Regions from separate parts of the Homo sapiens genome. Here region 2 is linked to region 1. The links are chromatin contacts, found by Hi-C or POLR2A ChIA-PET in ENCODE. All regions are on one chromosome and are shown on one strand. Each heading gives the region's core, a stretch centred on a gene start or an enhancer-like site at or near the end of the contact. The rest is flanking DNA. Distances are from core to core; before and after follow the strand shown. Region 1 holds the start of DDC-AS1 (DDC antisense RNA 1). Region 2 has its middle 44 kb from the start of GRB10.

Evidence for each region. A loop is a pair of places that touch in the nucleus more often than their neighbours do. ChIA-PET counts read pairs that join two places held with the same protein, here RNA polymerase II (POLR2A). Pooled maps may share reads with other maps.
Region 2: a pooled map shows a loop between it and region 1 (5-fold over the local background). The contact joins the enhancer-like site here to the promoter of DDC-AS1 in region 1. A Hi-C loop is called at or near these places in 1 of 168 maps with a recorded cell type or tissue (PC-9) and 6 of 50 pooled maps. POLR2A ChIA-PET finds 5 or more read pairs at or near these places in 1 of 52 experiments (activated CD4-positive, alpha-beta T cell).

What each region holds. Positions count from the first base shown.
Region 1 is chr7:50,530,334-50,533,033 of GRCh38, forward strand. DDC-AS1 (DDC antisense RNA 1) reads left to right here and starts at 1,426. Exons shown (of 5, transcript NR_033845.1): 1 at 1,426-1,549. All of the region lies in intron 4 of DDC (dopa decarboxylase), which reads right to left. RefSeq lists enhancers at 329-498, 347-516, 876-2,075.
Region 2 is chr7:50,825,544-50,828,243 of GRCh38, forward strand. No RefSeq gene overlaps it. Among named protein-coding and RNA genes, the nearest start is that of GRB10, 44 kb to the left of the region's middle. RefSeq lists an enhancer at 856-2,055. Within about 2 kb of position 1,413, at least 2 of the 41 ENCODE cell types and tissues checked have a DNase peak (open chromatin) inside an H3K27ac peak, as active enhancers do.

The sequences.
Region 1 (2,700 bases), core at 176-2,675:
ACAGGGAGAAGGTGGCCATCTGCAAGCCCAGGAGAGAGGCCCCAGGAGAACCAACCCTGTGGACACTTTGATTTTGGACTTGCAGCCTTCGGGACTGTGAGAAAAGAAATTCTTCTTCGATCCACCCAGTCAGTGGTATTTTGTTAGGGAACCCCTGGCAAACTAATGGATTCAGGGCCTGCTATGTTATCCCATTTAAGTTGTAAAAATAATCCCATTTTTGTGTTTTATCATCTTCAGGTGGGGAAACAGATGTGCAGAGAGGTTCACTAACTTGCCCCAAATCAGCAGCTAGGTAGGGCACGGTTAGGAGTGAGCCCACGCCTGCGCTTTTTAGGGTGCCATGGGCCTAGAAAGGTAGGGGCAGCGAGCACCTTCCCTCTTAAGTAAGTCGTAGAAGAAACCCATCTACCGACCAGTATGAAAGGACATTAGAAAGGGCAAATAAAAGAAGGTAGGTTCTTGTTGACTCTGAAAAAGTTTATAACATGATAGGTTTTTACAGAGAAATATATAATAAAATAATTAAGTAGAAATGCTAACCTCTCTTCTTAACATTTGATGCTCTCTTCATTGACCCTGATTTCTCATTTTGACTTTGCCTTGACACTACTTTTACTTATTCTTTTGAGCCAACCCACATCCTTTGGTGGGACAGTAATATTGAAAGATAAATACATTTATTCATGTTTCTGTAGCACTAATGGATGGGTTCAAATATACAGATATATGCGTCTCTTAATTCAGCATCTAAAATGGGTACTTTATTTCCTTCAGGCTATATTTTCATGAGCAATGATTTTAGACATTGTTTTAGGCCAGGTTTACAAACCTTGGCCAGAGGAGAGAGAAGGGGAGAAACCAATTTTGGCTGGCAAAGCTAAATCAGCCATCCCAGGAAACCCAGGCTCCCTGAGAGCAGGCATTGTACCTTACTTACACTTCTCCTATGTACCCCATCATTCCTGTCCCTGATTTCCTCCTGTCCCCCTATCTGCCCCCACACACATTTTGTTTGTCATGTCCCACCCATTCTCATTGGAAATGTAACATGAAAAGCCTGGTGGAAGGCACAATTCCCTGTTCTGATGCTTGACAAGCAGGCGTGACTGCAGCTTCCCCGGCTAAATTCTACCCTCTGCTTGAAGCGTTGGAACGCAGGTGTTCATTCTCTGAACATTCTAATGAAATGAGTCACCATGAATCACCTGAATCACCATGACAACTCATTATGGCTTTTCTCTGGGGGGGGATGGGGGAGCTTAGTTCATGTCCTAAGAGAAAATTCACCTTCTTAAGTCAACAAAATGATGTTTTAAAAGCCTGAAGGAGCAAATCGTCAGTAGCACATCTAGAACCACACCACCCCGATGCCACCAGGGTGGCCTGGTGGCCTCAAGCATGATGTCAGGTGGAGCTCTCTGCACTTTGCTGGCAGCAGATCTTCGCGGAGAGAAGCACGGGGAGGGTGACATGTGGTACAGAGCAGGAACGATGGCTCTGTGCGATAGCAGCAGACAAAGGTTGCCATGGCAAGCCTGCTCAGGAGGTAGGAGGGGATGCTGGTAAGGTCTGACGCTTCTGGCTGCTGATGCCGTGAGCAGAAATGTCCTTTCATCTTCAGTTTTTTTCGAAGCAAAAAATTGTCTTTTCTTCCACAAGAACTTTAAAACCCAATTAAGAGACCATTTTCCCAGACCACATTTGTCCAGCCTCACAACAACAGTTTGCCATTTGACTCAGACACGCATCACTGCGCTGACGCCCACAGCTGTGATTACAGCTCTGAGGGGATCAATAATGCAGGCTGGCTCACAGGCTGTCACCAGGCTCCTGTGCTCTTTGGGGCCTCACCAATTACAGACAATCAGCCTTGTCTGCTGAGAAGGGTGAGCTTCCGGTGGCAAACACAGATCCCATTTCTTCCTTTCATCCAGAAAAAAACTGAGTGGATTGGGCTCACAGGAAGATTGTGTTAAAGCGGGGGCTGAGAGATGCCAGGAATATTCCTACCCAAATGCTAAAGACTTGTATGGTCTCTCAAAAATGAGGTTGTCTTTAATGAAACGAAAATGCAGCCCATAGTAGCATGCACATCTCTGGACACCAACCCAAGCCTATGGTCAGGGATGAGCTGGTGTAACAGTCATAACTCTGGTTGTCTTTCCTACTAGCCTTGGCTTTAATTCACTTTTGCTGCTATGCATGTTCTACTAACTTTCTGGGACTCAATATCCTCATCCATGAAAAAGATTGTCCATAATCCAATCAATCTTCATAAATACTTTGAGGATGAAGACAATAACACAAAGCACAAGACATAGGCTAAAACATAGCCAAGCTCATAATTGCTATTCAATGAAAAGTAGCTCTTATTATAATAGACACAGCTTATATTATGAGGGATTGATAAGATTTTTTTGAGGAGTATATAATTAGAGGAATCATCTGCTGAAAAAATTGAATATGAAATTGTTTTTGTTATAAGATGCAATGACCTAGAAATGCTTCAATTTTTGTTTTGTTCCATTTGGATTTAGTGGGGAGCATGAATGTTAAACATGAATACAGCCAGGAGAGTCCTAGGAGGAAGGTGATCATCTTGGAAGATTGTTGCACTTCATCCTAAAGGGTGTCCTCCAAAATTTTTTTTATAAGAATGGAAAATTTGATGCAACACAAATATCTTAGGTATTATTT
Region 2 (2,700 bases), core at 163-2,662, 300 kb after region 1:
GAAATCAGGTGGTGGACATGTTTGGGCTGAGACCCCTGCTCTACGGGGGCATAAAACGCACAATATTGTGAGAATTCAGGAGCACGAGCTTTAACTAACAGCACAAGGCATATCACGTGAGAGTCATTCAGTGGCTGGTATTCACTGATCTCTATCAGAGCAGAAAACAGGTGCTTTTCGTGAGTGAAAGCAGGAGGCTGAAGGCCCACTGCACTTTTCTCGTGGGTGATTTGGGGTCTCTAACCAACACCTAAGGCAGCAAGCCATTTCTCCTCAATCCCTGAGTTACTCTGGTAAGGGAATCAAGTTTGCACTGCTTTTCATACTTTCCCCCACTAAATTTTATTATTTCCCTTTTGTTGGTTCTTTCTCTCTCAATTCTCTTTTCTAAGCTGACTCCATTTCTTTTCTGGAAATTTTCAGTATTGTGGGGCCTGGGTATTAGGGATTAGGAACACTTGCAATCTGAAAGCCTGTGTCTTAGGAAGGTGTATGCAAAGGGAATAAGTGGAGGGGAACCCCCTGTGAGCTGTGCAGACCAGAACAGGTTTTTCTCCTAAGGTAAGGGTGTTCAAGAGGAAAAACAATGTGCAGATATTAACTCTTCCTTGAAAGTTTGTTATGTAGAGTTAAAGATTGCAGATTACAGGCTTTAGAACCAAACTGCCTAGGCGCTAATCACACACTCAGAACCACGTGACTATAGATAGTCGCTAAACCTCTCAGATTTGGTAGCCTCATCCATAAAATTAGCGTGGTAATCATAATAGCAGATACCTCAATGTTATTGTTAAGATTTTTAAAAGTTAATATATGCATAGCCCTTAAATCAGTGCCTAGTATGGAATGGGTAATCACTGTTAATTTCTCAAACTTTTTATTTTGGAATAATTTTAGATTTAGAGAAAAGCTGTAAAGATAATACAGGGAGTTTCCCTATACTCTCCATCCAGTTTCCTGTAATTGTTAACATCTTACATATCCGCAGCATGTTTGTCACAACTATGAAATTAACACTGGCACAATACTACTAACTAAACTCCAGACTTTTTTTGTATTTCACCAGTTTTTTTCACTCATGCCTCTTTTCTGTTCCAGGATTCCATCCGGGATCCCACAGTGCATTTAGGCTGTCTCCTTAATCTCCTCCCATCTATGCCCATTTCTGGGACTTTGTTTCTTTTTCAAGACCATCACCCTTTGGAGGAGTGCTGATCAGGCATTCTGGATGATGTGCATCGCTTTGAGTTCGGCTGATGTTTTCTGTGATCGATTGGGGTTATGTTTTGGGGGTGAGTGCCATGGGGTGAAGTGCCCTTCTCATTGCCTCGCCTCGGGGGCACATGACTTCACCATGACTCAAGTCTGGTGATGTTAACCTTGAGCCCTTGGTTGTGGTGGCATCCGCTAGATTACTGCATTGTGAAGTTGCTATTTTTCTCTTTCCATACCCTTCTAGAGGAAGTGAGTCACCAGGTCCAGTCCACACTCACTAGGAGAGCAATGAAGCCCCACCTCCTGGAGAAGTGGCTGCATCAATGCTCCCCTGTATTACTTGTGGTGCTTCTGTGAGAAAGATTTGTCTCTTTTTCCCTATGTATTTGCTTATTCACATGTTTACTTATATTGGCATAGACTCATGGATTGTTCCAGCTTTGGCCATTGGGTACTGTTTCAGGATGACTCCTGTGTGCTTTTGATGTGTTCCTATTTTTTAAAGCATGTCCTCTGATGCTACAGGATGCTTCAGGCTGATCTGGAATTTCCCTTAATTCAGTTATTAATTCAGCCATAGGATTGTATGAGGATGCATGACACAGGGGACTTTTATTGTTTGGTCTGTCCAGGATCCCCCATCCCTGGAAGAACTCATCTCCCCATCCCTTGTGGTCCTAGGTTGTCCATCAGCACACCACCCCCAGTGGGCCACAGGAGGAAGGACTGATGCAAAGGGTATGCATTTCCACAGGGCCAGGAGGGCCTCCCTTGAGGTGGCTATGTGTATGTTGGGAAGGAGAGTTTCACTTTCCCTGTGCTGCTAAACTGGGAAGCTGGTGGTGGCCATCTTCCCCACTTCATGAGAGAACTTGCCTTCAGAAGAAGCCAATACAACAGGAGGCAGAGCTGACCTTGAGAGAGAGCCCTGCCTGTATGACAGCACCTCCCATCCAGCTCTTCTTGACACTCTTCAATGTTCCACCTACATGGACCAAGACACTCCAATTGCTTTTTAAGCTCATTGTGCATATGACTACATGAAGTACCTAGCATGAGGACCACATCTTTCTGCCAGTCCGGCCCTTCATAGAATTTACACCCCACCTACTTCGATGGACACCAAAATATAATCCTCACACTTGACCTAGACACACCCATTATGCTGATTGAAACAAATCAAACTTTAAAAGCACTTCAGAAGACTACTTTTTAGAATCTAGTAATCACCCTTGATTTATGCTTTATGCAAAATTACACAGATTTTTAATGAATTTTTGCACAAATCTAAGTATAAATACAGATGCTCCTGAACTTACAATGGAGCTACTTCCCAATAAATCCATCATAAGTTGAAAATATAGTGAGTTGAAAATGCATTTAATACACCTAACCTACTGAGCATTGTAGCTGAGACTAAAACATTCTCAGAACACTGACATTAGCCTACACCTGGGCAAAATCATCTAATCCAAAGCCTATTAC